Linked DNA regions of Homo sapiens: region 2 is linked to region 1. The links are chromatin loops, found by intact Hi-C in ENCODE. Cell type or tissue: HepG2. All regions are shown on one strand.

Region 1 (8,000 bases):
AAAAAGTGGGCCAATATGAAAACTCTGGAAAATAAAAAAATTAAAAACAAAATAAAAACATTAAGTGATTAGAATTTTACTATCCATATTTCTAATTTTTATCAGAATTTTTTATTTACGTATTTGTATAATTGGGATCATGTCATGTATGACACTTGTGTCCTGCTTTTTTAATTCAGATTATATTCTTACATCACTAAAACCTTTTTCATGGTTGTACAGGTATTTCTCCCAATATATGTAATCTTAATGTTGTATATAAAACCCCCAATGGAGGGTGTCCGGTTGTGCAGAGAGGGCCTTCTGGGACTCATCTGGAGACAAGACGGGTGCTCAGGCTGCCTGGGCGCTGACGTTGCCCAGTGAACACGTAGCCCTGCTGATGCAGAGTGTAGTTTCTGAAAGCTTCGTATTTGTCAATGCGCTTAAGTGGAAGCATGGAGCACAGAAAGTGAACAGGAATTTGAACCCCACACAGAAATGAGCTATGGCACTACATGAATTTCAGCATCTTGCATCTGGCAAGCCTTGACCTTTTTGTGTCACCAGTCATTTTGCCTTCCTGGCAGGAACTTTGTGGGCCAGGCAAAGTTGCATGAAGATATGATGCATATGTTCCTACACTGTGTGGCCACTTCCACGCCTTTCTGTATGCTTGGCCAAGTAAAACAGAGACTTACAACAAGTGGGGAGGGGTCCCTTCCTACCAATCAGTGGTCCACTGGAAATGCTGCCATATTTTCCCCAGATATTTCAAAATAATTAATAACCCTGTAACAAATATCATTGACACAGTTCAATTATTCCTTTAATGAGATTTCTAAAAGTAAAGTAACAATCTAAAATATAAAATTGTTAAGATACTGACTTACTGATTTAGAGACTGACTTAGATATTTACATGAATCCTAGCTTTTACACTCAATTGTGGTAGAAGACCTGAATATTTTCAAATCATGAAATAAAAAATAGTTTAAATATATTTTTCTAAAATTTTGTTTACTATTATAGTTTTTCCTAGATTAATAATAAGCACTTTTTAATTCATGCTAAACCAGATTGGTCATCTGGTTAAAGTGTTGAAGTATCTACATTTTAATCAAAGTATTAACAGATATTTTACCAATGGTTGTTAAATCATCACAATAATTGAAAAAAAGAAAGCATTACCCCATTTTTACTGCCAATGAAGAAAACAAATTTTTCTGCAATTTCAGCTCCATCACCTTCACTTCCATTAATTCCCCTTTTTTCCACTTCAGCTTTTGCAATTTCCCAGAGAGTTTCACTACATGAGAGGCAGAAAAAACAAAATTGAGGGAAAAAGAATTCTTTCAAATATTTATTTCAAGCTCAGAGAAATTTTATTTCAGTATAATTTATGAAACAAATGAACATTATTTTCTGAGGAACAATAATCTGGTAAAACATCTGAGGATTAGTCATTCTATGATTTTATTTTTCTTTTGTTGCTTTGAACTAGTTCTCTGAAGAATACTGAAATTGATAAGCAGAGCCTTTATTGCCAGGATTTGAGGCTGTCACATTTGGGTCTTCCCCTACGGTTCATAGCTGTGTATGTCAGCTTCTCAGACACATATGGAGGTACAATGACTTTGGGAATGTACAACTTGAAAACCACAAACATTTAAGTCACCTAGGAAGATGGGAAAAGTACAAAACCAGTGTATCAAATAATCTTTCCTCCCTGAAACATTTCTTTTTTGTGTTTTAGATTATGTTTTTAGGTAAAAAAAAATTTTGTTTAATATAAAAGTATATGGGAGGCTGAGGCAGGAGGATCACTTGAGATCAGCCTAGGCAATACAGGAAGATCCCATCTCTACTACTGCTACTACTACTACTACTACTAATAAATTAGCATGGGGGAGGGATAGCATTAGGAGAAATACCTAATGTAAATGATGAATTAATGGGTGCAGCAAACCAACATGGCACATGTATACATATGTAACAAACCTGCACGTTGTGCACATGTATCCTAGAACTTAAAGTATAAAAAAAGAAGAAGAAGAAAAGAAAACAAACAAAAAAAATTGGCTGAGGCTGGGAGTGGTGGTTCACACCTGTAATCCCAGCACTTTAGGAGGCCAAGGTGGGTGGATCACTTGAGGTCAGGAGTTCAAGACCAGCCTGGCCAACATGGTAAAACCCCATCTCTACTAAAAAAAAAAAAAAAAAAAAAAAAAAAAAATTGGCCAGGTGTGGTGGCGGGTGTCTGTAACTCCAGCTACTCAGGAGGCTGAGGCATGAGAATCACCTGAACTCAGGAGGTGGATGTTGTATTGAGCCAAGATCGTGCCACTGCACTCCAGCCTGGGCAACAGAGCGAGACTCTGTCTAAAAAAAAAAAAAAGAAAATAAAAAAAGAAAAAGAAAAGAAATTAGCTGGGTGTGGTGACATGCACTCGTGGTCCCAGCTACTAGGGAGGCTGAGGCAGGAGGATTGCCTGAGCCCTGGAGGTCGAGGCTGCAGTAAGCATGTTGACATCACTGCACTCCAGCCTGGGTGACACAGCAAGACCTTGTCTCCCCCCGCCAAAAAAAAACCATAAAGAAAGAAAGAAAAAAAAACCCTAAAACCACAAACATTTTGAAAACAATCCTTTCATTGATTTCTTTACACAGATATATAACTTTACACGATAAAATCATATATATATTAATTAAAGCCTAAGTGAAAATGGAATATTAAACTAAAAACTAACCATGGGCAAGACCTGATAGGTCCTAGCCTGATTCTGCTACTTCCTATGTATGTGAACTTGGGAAAACTACCTAACCTCTTTAAATCCTTCATTCCTTTATTAATTAAACAAATATTTATTGAGCACCTAATATATGCAATCCTCTGTGCTATTCCCCAGGCTCAATTGTTTCTCTATCTCTAAAAAGCCAATAAAAAAGAGTATCAGCTTTATAGGATTGTCATAATTGTTAAAATATATATGTAGTTTAGGGCATGGCCTATACAATTACAAAAATTATTGAGGGCTTGTAATTATACTATTCAAGAACCAGGAATAAGAAAAAGGGTCAAAACAGGAGTCCTTAAATGTTTGCACTAAAATTCATGCATTTATTTCACAGGTGAGCCTTCAGAACTCAGTTTCGGGCTGTTTGCTCTTCATTTACACAACATTCTTTCAAAATATGAGGATCTGCTTTCCAAATACCTAGCAGAGAGGAAAGACGGAGGTGCTGCAGTCAGCCACGACACCTGCGGAAATCGGGAAGTATAACCATAGCTTTATAACTAACCAATTATCCCTTGATGGAAAGCTGACAATTCTCCACACTATCCCAAGGAGAGAAAAAGATTTATCCTGCTCTGTGATGCACTCCCTGACCCCTCTCCCCGACGTGCTTAAGCATAAATTGTTGAGAAAAGGTTTAGGAATATCTTGTGAACAGGTAATTAAAATGAATATCATAGAATTGAACAGCTAGAATATAGTTTACAAACCCTCTCCCGTTTCCCCCCTTAAAAGTGATGTTATACTTTCCACAGTGCCTTCCAAGTTTCCCCTCGCTTATTACTGCGAACCCCCGCACCAGGAGGGGAGGCCCCTGGGGAGAGGAGGCTTTGTGGTCTAGCTCATCGCCGAATGTCCTGCTCCGGAAGTAGTCTCTGGCCTGCAAGAAACTTTTATTCAATCATTGAATGGGTGGAGTTGCTGATCTTTCCAAATCTCTCACTTTTCTACCTAGGGAACTTTCTTTTCTTTCCTGTTTGCGGCAGAATCTTTATGCTCAAGGCTGATTCCTAGGTCCCCGACCCTGCATATCCTGGTGGCAAGTAGCCACCCCCACAATCTTCCAACAGCTGGTCCCGCCTGGGCTTCCTCTCTCCAGGAATACTCTCAGTAGCCTTTCCCACGCAAGCCGGGTTCAGGGAATACCTGGGCATCGTCGACGGCCTGGCTGCCGCAAACGTCACAGGCTCGGAGTAGTGACCAGCCTAGAATCAGGCGGCGAGCTCCGCAAGGAGTCTGGGAGTGAGGCCTTCTGGGTTGCCATGGGAGCGACGTCGCGGCCGCGGTTGCGTGGGGAGACGGGCATCATGGGAAATGTAGTTTTCAGGAGTCCTTTTACATCTCATTCTCGGCCTCAAGCCTTAGGATTGCTTTTAGATCCCAAGTTAGTAACTCCTTGTTACCTCCTAGAACGAGATGATAAGGGGTTACAAACCTGGGATCTAAAAGCAATTTTCTTTTATTTTAAAATTTTTTTACTGGGTGTCAACTATATGCCAAGGGTCTCTGCTCTCTCTCTCTCTCATCTTTCACTTTTTTCTTCCCAATCGCCATGATTTAGGAATAGAGGGTGTAACAATCTCTTGAGCTGTTTTCTGCTAATTTACTAGAAGCAAGGAATATTCGGACTTTAAAATTTAAAATAAGGCACGTAATTTTAATATTTTCCAACTTTCTAGATGTTTAGTTGTTTCAAGTTTTATTCAATAGCACATTGTGTATTTATTAATAAATTAATGAAGCAAGTGCATCTCCTACATACTTCATTTACTTTGTGAATGTAGATTATTTTCTTTTGGAACTTTGTGGTCTCTTTATAGATCTGCAGGAGTGTCCAAATAAATAACGAGCATTGAAATAAATAACAATCATTGAATATGCAAGGCCCTATGCTACACAGAATAAGGAATAAAGAGATGAGTAAGAAAAGATCGCTGCCCTTAAGAAAGACACACACTCAGCTAATTATAAGCACCTAAGGAAGTGAGTGATCTAAACTATTGTATAGAGGTACAAAAATTGCATGAGGGCAAGTGACCAATTATGCCTGAAGGAGATGGTGAAACCATGGCACTGATAGTATTTGGTCTGTATTGAATGCTGAGTAGACTCAGGCTTTCTAGCCTAAGATGCCCTGAATATTTGAAGGAGATACCCTCCCTCCAGTCCTCTACTATTCGGCTTGATTTCTATGGTGCGATGTTCAAGTACATGGGCTTTGGCGTGAGATGGACCTAGGTTCAAGTTCTGACTTGGCCACGCTGGCTAAGTTGTCACATTGCCACATCGGGTAAATCACTGAATTTCTGATCCTGTAAAGCGGGAAAGATTGTGAATCTTAAATGAGATAAATGTAGGTAAAACATAACTTACGTGGGTGTCTGACACATTATAACTGCTTAATGCTTGTTATTATTGTGTGATAAGCTGCTGGTCAGCAACTTCGAACAAAGAAACACAAGGAACACATTCCTGGAAACAAGGCTGATGGTTGATAAAAGGGTGTTTATTTCAAATAAAGTCATTGGGAACAAAATCCTCCCAACACCTAGGTATATTTTGGAGACGTAAAGAACACTAAGCTGCACATAGGAAGGGAATTAATGGGAGTAGAGCTCACCGAAGAAAGGATGATTTTTCAAAGGAGGCTTATACATCTGTCATTGAATCAACAGCTATAGCCTGGTGCTAAGCCAGACTTTAAGCTCACAAACTGATATGGGACAGATTGTAATGAATTGTAATGATTTGGGTTCTAGAACTTCAGAATACTTTTGCATGCTAGTTAGGAAGGCCTGTTGATATTGATAGCAATAACGACAGCTAACATTTTTGCCAAGTGCTTGCTATGTACTGGGCACAATACTCAGTACGAGTACTTCAAAAGTACACTTGTTTGAATAACGGGGAGAGGTGTTTGAAGGAGGGAGCTTGGTAACCAGGAAAGTGAAGGTGATCCGGCTGGGCCCTGATCAGCAGCATTGATTCAGGGTTGATTCAGTTGATCTGACTGAGCAGGTGAGTTCCCCTTTCTTCCCTCATTCCTCTTGAGGCCTTCATACTTGGGCAAAGAAAGTGACTTTCCTGGGTAGATGAAGATTGTTCTTAAGGTAAGAATGGAAGGAGAAGGAGACAATTTTATGCTGCTTTCTGGATGGAATGAGCAACAGTGCAGAAGGGTAAAGGCGTGTGCAGGATGTATTTGGGAAACTGAATAGTTTGGGTTGCGATCATATAAAGTGCCTGGTGGAGCTACAGTGGAAGAGCAAACTGGGCAGGTAGATGGGGCTACTGTGAAGGATGCTGTAGTCTAGACTTTACTGTGTTGGTTATGAGAAACCAAATAGGGTTTAAAAATAGGAGTGTGCCATGATTAGACATGAATTTCAGTGAGATAATTTTTTGCAGTTGTGTGAAGGGTGGTTTGGCATCTAGAAGACCATGCGGAGGCTATTAACAATAGCTAGGAAAGTGACAGGCAGAGTTTTAAAATTTTTTCCCTTGTTTTCAAAGTTATATAAGCTAATTGTAGGGGAAAAAACGTATGCACAGAAAATTAAGAGGGTAAAATAAGCATAAGCCAGAAGTAGTAACTATTAGGTATTTTGGAAATACATTTGATATGTTTCATTCTAATCTTTTTTCTTACAAAGTTGAGATTAATTGTAAAGTTAATTAATGTCCTGATTTTAACATGTATTTCCCCATATCAAATTTTAAAAATGCACCATATCAAATTTTAAAACTGCATCATAAACATAACTTTGATGGTTGCAGAATATTTCACTGCATAGATTTTTCGTAATGTACTTAAGCATTCTCCTAATGTTGAGTACATTTGGGGTGGTTCAGAGTGAACACCTAACATGAGCTGGGTTAATCACAGTCCTTCCCTGAAATTTTTCAAACTAGAATTGGGAAAAGTAAGTCACTCTACCTCTAGAGGAAATTAGCATATTTTATGCTAAATGAATTATTTTGTAGTTAGTGAGCACACATCAGACACACATCAATATGAAGGGAAAGTGCTGGCATATGTCTCATGGTTCTAATTGTCCCTAAGGCTTGCCTGTGTCCTCACCTTTCTTATGGCTTGGTTGTTCAGCTTGCTCTTTGATTATATGAGACATCCTAATATCCTTGTAATACAATTTCTCATTTTTGTCTAAGCTAGTTCAAGTTGAATTTTGGAATTTACAGCAAAAAGAGTTCTATCTAATACAATTACTAGACAGTAGAAAGTAAGACGTTGGTAAAAGGGAGAAAAGTCAATGTTTCCTTCTTGATGGATGAACTGGTGATCCTCTTAACCAATTTTAAGGGGCACAGAGCAGGAGAAGCAGGTTTAGAGGACATGGTGAGTTTGAGATATCGTCCAGCAGACAGTTGGACCATTTGGGGTCTGCTGGACTTGGCAGTTAAGTGGTCAGTGATAACCTCATGTGAAGATGTTTCGATAGAATAGTCAGTACATGAAAGCAGTGTTGATGATACCCTATCCCTGAGTGGAACATCTTATAATCTGTACATGATCCAAAACCCAAGAACTCTCCACAAGCTTTCCTAAGGTTACACTTTCTGTAAACTTTTCTCTCATAAAAGGCAACTCTTATTGGGTTTGATAGCATTTTCCAGAAACTCAAGAAGTTAATAACATCTAAGCCATTTCCTCTGGTATCACCCAATATTCAGTTCCTAGGAGCTCCTGGGAATTCATTAGAGCCACATAGTGAGAGAGGGAATTAGCCTTCTTTTGCCACTGCCACTGCTAAAGAAGAGTTGTTTGATTTTCATAAAACCACAGTATAACCTAGCAGCACGTTCAGAAAGAGCGGCCCTTCCCCTCCCACCCCCACTCTGTTTATTAGAAAATTATGTTGGCAGGCCGGGCACGGTGGCTAACGCCTGTAATCCCAGCACTTTGGGAGGACAAGGCGGGCAGATCATCTGAGATCAGGAGTTCAAGACCAGCCTGACCAACATGGTGAAACCCCGTCTCTACTAAAAATACAAAAAATTAGCCGGGCGTGGTGGCAGGCGCCTGTAGTCCCAGCTACTGCAGAGGCTGAGGCGGGAGAATGGCGTGAACCCGGGAGGCGGAGCTTACATGAGCCGAGATGGCGCCACTGCACTCCAGTGTGGGCGACAGAGCGAGACTCCTCTCAAAAGAAAAAAAAAAAAATTAGCTGAGCATGGTGGCAGGTGCCTGTAATCTCAGCTACTC
Region 2 (8,000 bases), 170 kb after region 1:
AATACTGTCTTTTTATTGTTGTAGAACTTTTATTAACTTATGAGGTGACATTTTGGTAAGTGTACGTAGGGCACACATTTTTTTCTTTTGCCTCAGGCTCCAATGTGACTTAGCACAGTACAGGGCTAGAGACATTTTTTGATCGTCACAACTTGGTGATGCTACTGCCATCTAGTGGGGAGTGGTCGGGGTGCTGCTAAAAACCCTACAATGCATGGGACAGTCCCCCACAACAAGGAGTTATGCCATCCAAAATGTCAACAGTGCTGAGATTGATAAATTCCAATCTATAGGGAAAGCAGGTTGTTAACAGTGTCTCAGAATGGGGCAGTAATAGCAAATATGGAACTATCTAGAACTCAATGATTAATCAGCTAGGAGGAAGTGGAGTTTAAGAGAAAAAGACTTACAGAATTTTTGCTTGTTTAGGGCATAAGTTAGTATAGCAAATTCAGGAGGAGGAAAGAGGCAGAAAGAAGTGAGGCAAGGCCGGGCGCAGTGGCTCACGCCTGTAATCCCAGCACTTTACAAGGCTGAGGTGGGTGGATCATGAGGTCAAGAGATCAAGGCCGTCCTGGCCAACATGGTGAAACCCCGTCTCTACTGAAAATACAAAAATTATCTGGGCGTGGTGGCGTGGGCCTGTAGTGCCAGCTACTTGGGAGGCTGAGGCAGGAGAATCTGCTTGAACCCAGGAGGTGGAGGTTGCAGTGAGCCGAGATCATGCCACTGCACTCCAGCCTGGCGACAGAGCGAGCATCTGTCTCAAAAAAAAAAAAAAAAAAAAAAGAAAAAGAAAAAGAAAAAGAAAAGAAAAGAAAAGGTAAAGAAAGAAGTGAGGCAAAAAGAGATAGGAGTTTGAGGCTGGACATCAAATGGAGGCGTTTGCTTCAGGGCAAGCATCTTGAAGTTCTGAGGAGAGAGATTTTAGAATTGTCAACAGGTACCTCTATTGTGAACCTCTGCCCCGCCCAACGCCTCTGGACAATTCTATTCCCGCTGCCTTAGAGAATGGATGCCACAGCAAAACCAGGAGACAAGAAAGGCAATTTTAGGCTTTTTAAGTCCCCAAATGATTTTTCTGAAACTCATGGTGGAGAAATAGTTCTGTACATTTCAAATATTTAAGCCTAACGAGCTCATAGGATGGAGTTGATTGTCATGCTATAAGTAACAGGCTAGGGACAACAGGCAAGGATCCAAGTACTTTTCCCTTTTCCCTGCGAGGAAATAAAGATTCTACAGGTGTGGGAAGAAGAAAAACAAAAAGGATGTAGAGAAAGAAACATCTGGGACAACAGAATTGGGTTGGGGTGCATCATGTGGCCACATGCAGAATCAGCACCAAAACCTCCCCAGGCTCCACCTAAGCAGGTACCAAGGAGCTGACTTTCCTGATTTTTCCAAGGTGCTGTATCTGGGGAGATCAATACAAGATCAGCAGATAGAATATTCCCCAGGAATGACACCTACCTATGGGCAGACCTCCTTCCCAACAGCTCAGAACAGGTGTAGGCCCCAGGATAGAGGGAAAGCCCCATCACCTATTCTTAGGTAGCACTGAAGGGAGCCACATTCCACTGGGGATGAATGCCAAGGTACTCTCCCACTGCTTTGGTTAAGTTTCATAGGTGTTTATCTAGAATTGTTTCCAGATGGTTTTTTCTTCTTTTTCAGTTTTTATATCAGCAGAGGGTAAATTCAGTTTTCATACCAAATGTTTTCAGCTTTCTTTACTGCCATTAATAAAAGGCAAGGGCCAGACGCAATGGCTCATACCTGCCATCCTAGCACTTTGGGAGACCGAGGTGGGCAGATCGCTTGAGCCCAGGAGTTTGAGATCAGCCTGGGCAACATGGCAAACCTTGTCTCTACAAAGAATACAAAAATTAGCCAGGCATCGTGGCGTGTGCCTGTAGTCCCAGCAACTTGAGACGCTGAGGTGGGAGGATCACCTAAGCCCAGGGAGGTCAAGGCTGCAGTGAGCCATGATCACACCACTACATTCCAGCCTGGATGATAGAGTGAGACCCCATCTCAAAAAAAAATAATAATAAAATAAAAGGAAAGGATCCAGTCACTGTGTAATCCCAGGACTTTGGGAGGCTGAGGTGGGAGGAATGCTTGAGCCCAGGAGTTTGAAACACTTCTGGGCAACAGAGCGAGACCCTGTCTCAAACATAAAAAGAAAAGGCAAGGTTTTGCTTGTTTGTTTTAGAGACAGGATCTAACTCTCCTGTCCAGGCCAGAGTGCAATGGTGCAATCATAGCTGACCGCAACCTCGAACTCCTGGGCCCAAGTGATCCTGTTACCTTCATCTCCCAAATAGCTAGGACTGCGGGTGCATGCCACCATGCCCAGCTAATTTTTTTTTGTAGAGACAGGATCTTCCCTTATTGTCTAGGCTGGTCTTGAACTCCTGGCCTCAAGCAATCCTCCTGCCTTGCCCTCTCAAAGTGTTGGGATTACATGTGTGAGCCAACATTTCTGGCAAGAATTTTCTTTGTTGTTTACTCTTTTTAGATAGATTTTCTGGCTATAAGACAATTGTTTTATATTTCCTGGGTTTTTTTAACCCCCTTTTATTTATTTATTCCTTTATTCATTAGTCCTCATATTTATTTTCTATACCTCTGCACCCCTGGGTGCCTTTGAAGGCAGAGATGTTATCTTGTTCAACTTTACATCTCCTGAGCTTGGCACAGTGCCCAGAACATAGTAGGTGTCTGTAGTGGATGCTGTAGGGCACTGCCCAGATACCCCCTTTTAGGACCAAGGCACTCATCCCCCTAGGTGCAGCTCTGTTACAGCTCTCAGCGAATCCAATAACTGGTGGAAAAAGAAGTGCAGAGGCTCAGTCCCCTTGCCAAGCCAACACCAGAGCTCCCAGTAAGATTGGCTGACGCCACTGTTGCAAATTCATTCCAGTTCAACTCTTTCTGACGAGTTCTGTTTCCCTCAACCCCTTACAAGGGTGATCCTCAAGAATGCTCCCCAGTAACCCTCCTTAAGCAAATCTCTGCCTAGAATCTGTTTCCTAGGAAGCCAACCTAAGACAGTGCTTAATAAATATTTGTTGAATAAATGGATGAATGGGCTCTTCCATTGTAAACTACACAGTTCCTCACCCTGAGCAGAGATATAGGGGAAAACCTCTGACCTTTATTTGTGTATTCAACATTTTATTTTCTCATCTCAGGCCGTAAAAGTCAGAGCCCAGCCTCAAATAGTTCACCCAACCCTGGGGTCATGGGTGACTTTCACATGATGATGGTATCCACACTGAGTTGTTGCAGTTATATTGTCATTTGACCACCAGATGGCAGAGGTGACACTTGGAAAGCCTCTCTTTCTGGCCCTGGGTCGCCTATCCCAGGATTTAACATTAAACCCAAATTACCCATTTAGTGCCATTAATTCCCAAGCCCTTGTAATTACGGCATTGTTTCATTTTGTAGGAAAGTGTCACTGCCACAATTGGCTCATTTGCATATAAAAAGGAGGGTTTGGAATATAATGGAAAGAGCCCCGGACTGAGCATCAGAATCACTGCACACCAACCACTTGCTCCATTTGAACATGTTTCTTCATCAGTTAAAAAAAAGAGAGAGAATTCCAGCCCTGCGTGCTTCACAGGCCTTTTGTGAGGAATAAATGAAAATTACCAGGGTTGCAGGAAGGGGCCTGATTGAAGTTCTCCCTAGTCCAGGAGAGCTCCGAGTATGGGAAGCGGGATCAATTCTGTGTGGGTGGAGAGGCACTGTCTGGGTTCCTAGGCTTTCTTGAGGCTCAGACCTCGAGGTAAAGGAAAGATAGGATAGCAGCTCCTGGAATGCTGCAATGCAGATTTTAGAAAAAGAATACTCCATTATCTTGTAGGCAAGGTGGGAAGGACAGTAGAACTAGGGTGAACTTTATAGGTCACCTAACTAAATTGAGTGTTAGTGCTGGTGACATCAGGTCAGGACTAGGACACATCTTTATCTACTTGTTTCTTATATAAAGCTTTATGATTTTTTTTTTAAAAAAACCAGAACATCCCAGAGTTTACACATTCAAATGAGATTAGTCCCCTTTAAAGAAATCACCTTTGGGGCCATATATTTGTTTCTTCAAAAATTAGTATAGTTTCTGATATTTTTGGAAATCCTTTTGGATGTTGCTTTTTAAACATTCTCTTCAGCTTCCTCAATGGCATAGACATCTTTATTCTTTGGAAATGGATTTCATTTTTAGAAACCACCAGCAGTAATTTTAAGATTTGGCAGGTATGATTAAGAGGGGGTGGTGGTGATCATTTCACCAAATAGACAAAAGCAAGGCTAGGCCATAAATAGCAAGACTGATTTTTTTATGTAATCAAAATACACAAAACAATGGCAAAAAAAATAGTGTTCTTATTTGTTTGTTTTTGTTTTTGTTTTTTTAAGATGGAGTCTCACTCTGTCACCCAGGCTGGAGTGCAGTGGTGTGATCTTGGCTCACTGCAACCTCCGCCTCCTGGGTTCAAGCGATTCTCCTGCCTCAGCCTCCCGAGTAGCTGGGATTAGAAGCATGTGCCACCACGCCCGGCAAATTTTTTTGTATTTTTTAGTACAGACGGGGTCTCACCATATTGGTCAGGCTGGTCTTGAACTCCTAACCTCATGATGCGCCCACCTCAGCCTCCCAAAGGGCTGGGATTACAGATGTGAGCCACCGCACCCAGCCAGAAAAAAAAAAAAAAAAGAGTTTTATATACTCAAAGTAATTACAAGAAAATTAAAAGAAGTGTGAAAGGTCACACTAATTTGAACATGCAAATTTGGGGGTAGCAAATACTTTTATGCTTCTGCAAGTTAGGGCTTTCTAAGCAAATTTTACTGGGGACCTGGACAGTAATTTATGGATCAGATAGTGAGAGAAACCTGAAACACGCACAAGAGAGATTTACTAGACATAGACATGAGACCTTCATAACACACACATCTCCACTGGAGATTTATCTTCTGGAGAGAGATTTACCTCCTGGTAAACCTGGAGGTATGCGTTTACTTTTCAAGAGGCACGAGTGATATGGTTTGGATGTTTTGTCCCTTCCAAATCTCATGTTAAAACATAATCCCAAAGTTGGAGGTGGGGCCTGGTGGAGGTATTTGGATTATGGGGGCAGATTCATCATGAATGGCTTATTGCCCTCTGCATGGTAATGCATGAGTTCTTGCTCAGTTAGTTTATGCAAAAGCCTGACACCTCCCACCTCGCTCTCTCTTGCTCCCTGTCTTGCTATGTGACACGCTGGCTTCCCCTTCACCTCCTGCCATGATTGTGTTTCCCAAGGCCTCGCCAGAAGCAGATGCCAGGGCCATGCTGCTTATACAGCCTGCAGAACCGTGAGCCCAGATAAACCTCTCTTCTTTATAAATTGCCCAGCCCTGGGTACTCCTTTATAGCAATGAAAAGGGACTAACACCGGGGGATGAGACCTGGATTGTGGAGACATCCCAGGGTGGTAAAGTGGTGACACTGGACTTACCTTTCCCCAGAAGTTTATTCATATTCCAAAGGGTTAAAGTAAAAACCCAGGAATCTTCCCATCGTGTTTCCAGAGAAACTCTTGGAAGAAGGAAGAAGTACAGCTGCCTCTCCCTTCTACATCAACACCTAGATTAAATTGGGGGAGTGGGGGTTCCTCACTTATAATACATATTACTTACATGTAGAGTTTGTTCAGCCACCTCTCGTTGTATCATTAAGGGATAAGAATTTGGGTACAGGGGATCCATGGGATTGTTTTTGGCTGTAAGTAAATAACAGTAATCCGCTCTGCTCCAGAAACCTTACGTGTGGATACAGGATAATATTAGTTAATATGGATATTAAAAACTTAACTCAATGCCGAGTGTGGTGGCTCACATCTATAATCCTTGCACTTTGGGAGGCCGAGGCCGGCAGATCGCCTGAGCTCAGGAGTTCAAGACCAGCCTGGGCAAAATGGTGAAACCCCATCTCTACACATTAAAAAAAAAAAATCTGGGTATGGTGGCACCTGCCTGTAGTACTAGCTACTCAGGAGGCTGAGGTGAGAGGATCACTTGAGCCCAGTGAGGTCGAGGTTGCAGTGAGTCGTGATCACAACCACTGCTCTCCAGCCTGAGTGACAGAGTGAGACCCTGTCTCAACAACAACAACAAACCCCAACACAATATTTACCTTTTTCAAAAGATTGGAACTATGTTTTATACAGTGTCTTCTCCCTTTGCAGAACCCTGGTAGAGTGGAATCCTACTGTCAAAAATGGACATCAAACTTTTCCATCTCTTCCTGTCCCAGGGATTCCTTCTTCAGATGTCCCCCAAAAACCATAGTAGTGAGCTACTAGTCCCGTCTCCTATGGATAGGGCTAAGAATTGGGATTGCCATATGGACAGATGTTTTTGAATGGGGGAATAATGAGGGGATACAAGAATGCTTTGTGCAACAAGAATGAGAAAAAAACTTTCTTTTCAAAAGCATTTTAATCAAAGATGGTGCTATGCATTTTAAATTTTTATATACTTAGAGGAAAAACTTTAGACAAATTAACTTTAACAGAGTTTGAGTAATGAACGGTTCTCAAATTGGGCAGCCCCCAGAATCGTAATAGGTTCAGGGTGACCCCTGGGCTTTGGCATGGTTGGATAACATTTATGGACAGAAAAAGGAAAGTGACCTGTAGAAGTGATGCACAGAAACAACTGGATTGGTTACAGCTGGGCATTTGCTTTATTTGAACCTGGTTTGAACAGCTGGCTGCTTGTGACTGGCTGAGCCTCTGCTACTTAAGAGATCAGGTTACAGTCTGTTTAACATCAAGTTAGGTTACAACCAACTAAGTATGGAGAAAACAGTAGGCCAAACTTAAAATATGTACGGAGGCTAAACTCAATTTAAGAATACGGCTTTCTATCTGTGCCCAACGCAACCATGGGCTTTCTTTAAGATGACAGTATTATAATCCAAATGGTAAAAAATGGCAGCTTTGTGGTAATTTGGGCATGTTCCAATTAGCAACTCTACAACCTATAAAAACAGGCCTTAAAGGTTTATTAAGCCCATGTTAGAACACTAAAGAAAATTTAAGAAAAAAACTCACTCACAATCTTACTCGCCTGACAAACTGCTTCTCCAAACCCATTCTCTTCCAAACCCTGTTCATAGTACCCATTATTTTACAAAGTTGAAAACACAATGTGTATATAATTTTCTGTTCTAATATTTTTAGATCATATTATTTTACAACTATTTTTACTTATTATTACATTTTCTTTTAAAGTTTAAATATTTGTTTATTTGATATAAAAAGTACAAACAACAATGTGGATAAATTTAAAAACAGTATTGAGCAATGTTATGAACAAAGTAATTTTCCATTGGATAGTTGTATTTCATAATAAATTTAGTATATTATTTCAACTGAGCTGGCAAGTTATACTATAGTTTGTGAATACTCATCTCAGCTCTCCTCCTTATTTTAAACGGTGGAAATACTTCTGTAGTTTGCTGCCACACAGTGGTAAAGTAAGCACCATTGCACGCTGCCACTGCAGAGGACTTGCTGGCCTGGTTATCCTAACTCAACAATTTGCAGAGCTACTCATGCTGGCCACTGTGCTGGGCACTAGGAATCTAAAGATGGTGTCCAACATGGAAAAGTTTATAAATCAGTAGGAAGACTGACAAGCATAAGAATAATTACTATCAACTAACAAACTGATAATGCTGTCACTGAGACAGAAATCTAAGTATGATGGAGAATAGGAATTTCTTGTCAGGTTTCACTGAGGAGGTAAAATGTGAGATGAAGCCTAGCAGAGAGCACAGTCGATGAAAGGACAATGCTTTCAGGGAATATTGAGGTCACTCAAGTGGGAACTTGGTGTGTGTGGAAGGAAGAGGGTGGTGTCACACAGACAACAGTCACTACATATTCTTACGTGGGAAGGAATTGTGGTTTTGTTTTTTGTTTTTTGGGGTTTTC

The links. A loop is a pair of places that touch in the nucleus more often than their neighbours do. Peaks named below come from ENCODE experiments on the same cell type or tissue, not always from the same donor. Only the 100,000 strongest peaks of a DNase experiment are listed, where the experiment ranks them.
Region 2: it touches region 1 in a loop (2.7-fold over the local background); 26 of 110 quality-filtered maps call a loop at or near these places.

What each region holds. Positions count from the first base shown.
Region 1 is chr2:43,770,069-43,778,068 of GRCh38, reverse strand. DYNC2LI1 (dynein cytoplasmic 2 light intermediate chain 1) reads right to left here and starts at 4,030. Exons shown (of 13, transcript NM_016008.4): 1 at 3,923-4,030; 2 at 1,170-1,287. The coding sequence starts at 3,930. LOC105374571 (a long non-coding RNA gene) reads right to left here and starts at 3,916. Exons shown (of 2, transcript XR_940033.2): 1 at 3,523-3,916; 2 at 3,077-3,196. It also overlaps the pseudogene RN7SKP66. RefSeq lists an enhancer at 4,095-4,144. In HepG2, no CTCF peak of the experiment used is centred here; a DNase peak (open chromatin) is centred at 4,028; H3K4me3 peaks cover 1,599 bases.
Region 2 is chr2:43,604,822-43,612,821 of GRCh38, reverse strand. No RefSeq gene overlaps it. Among named protein-coding and RNA genes, the nearest start is that of THADA, 13 kb to the right of the region's middle. In HepG2, CTCF peaks have their summits at 167 (motif pointing left), 3,320 (motif pointing right) and 7,530; DNase peaks (open chromatin) are centred at 161, 551, 3,311 and 7,541; H3K4me3 peaks cover 136 bases; H3K27me3 peaks cover 568 bases.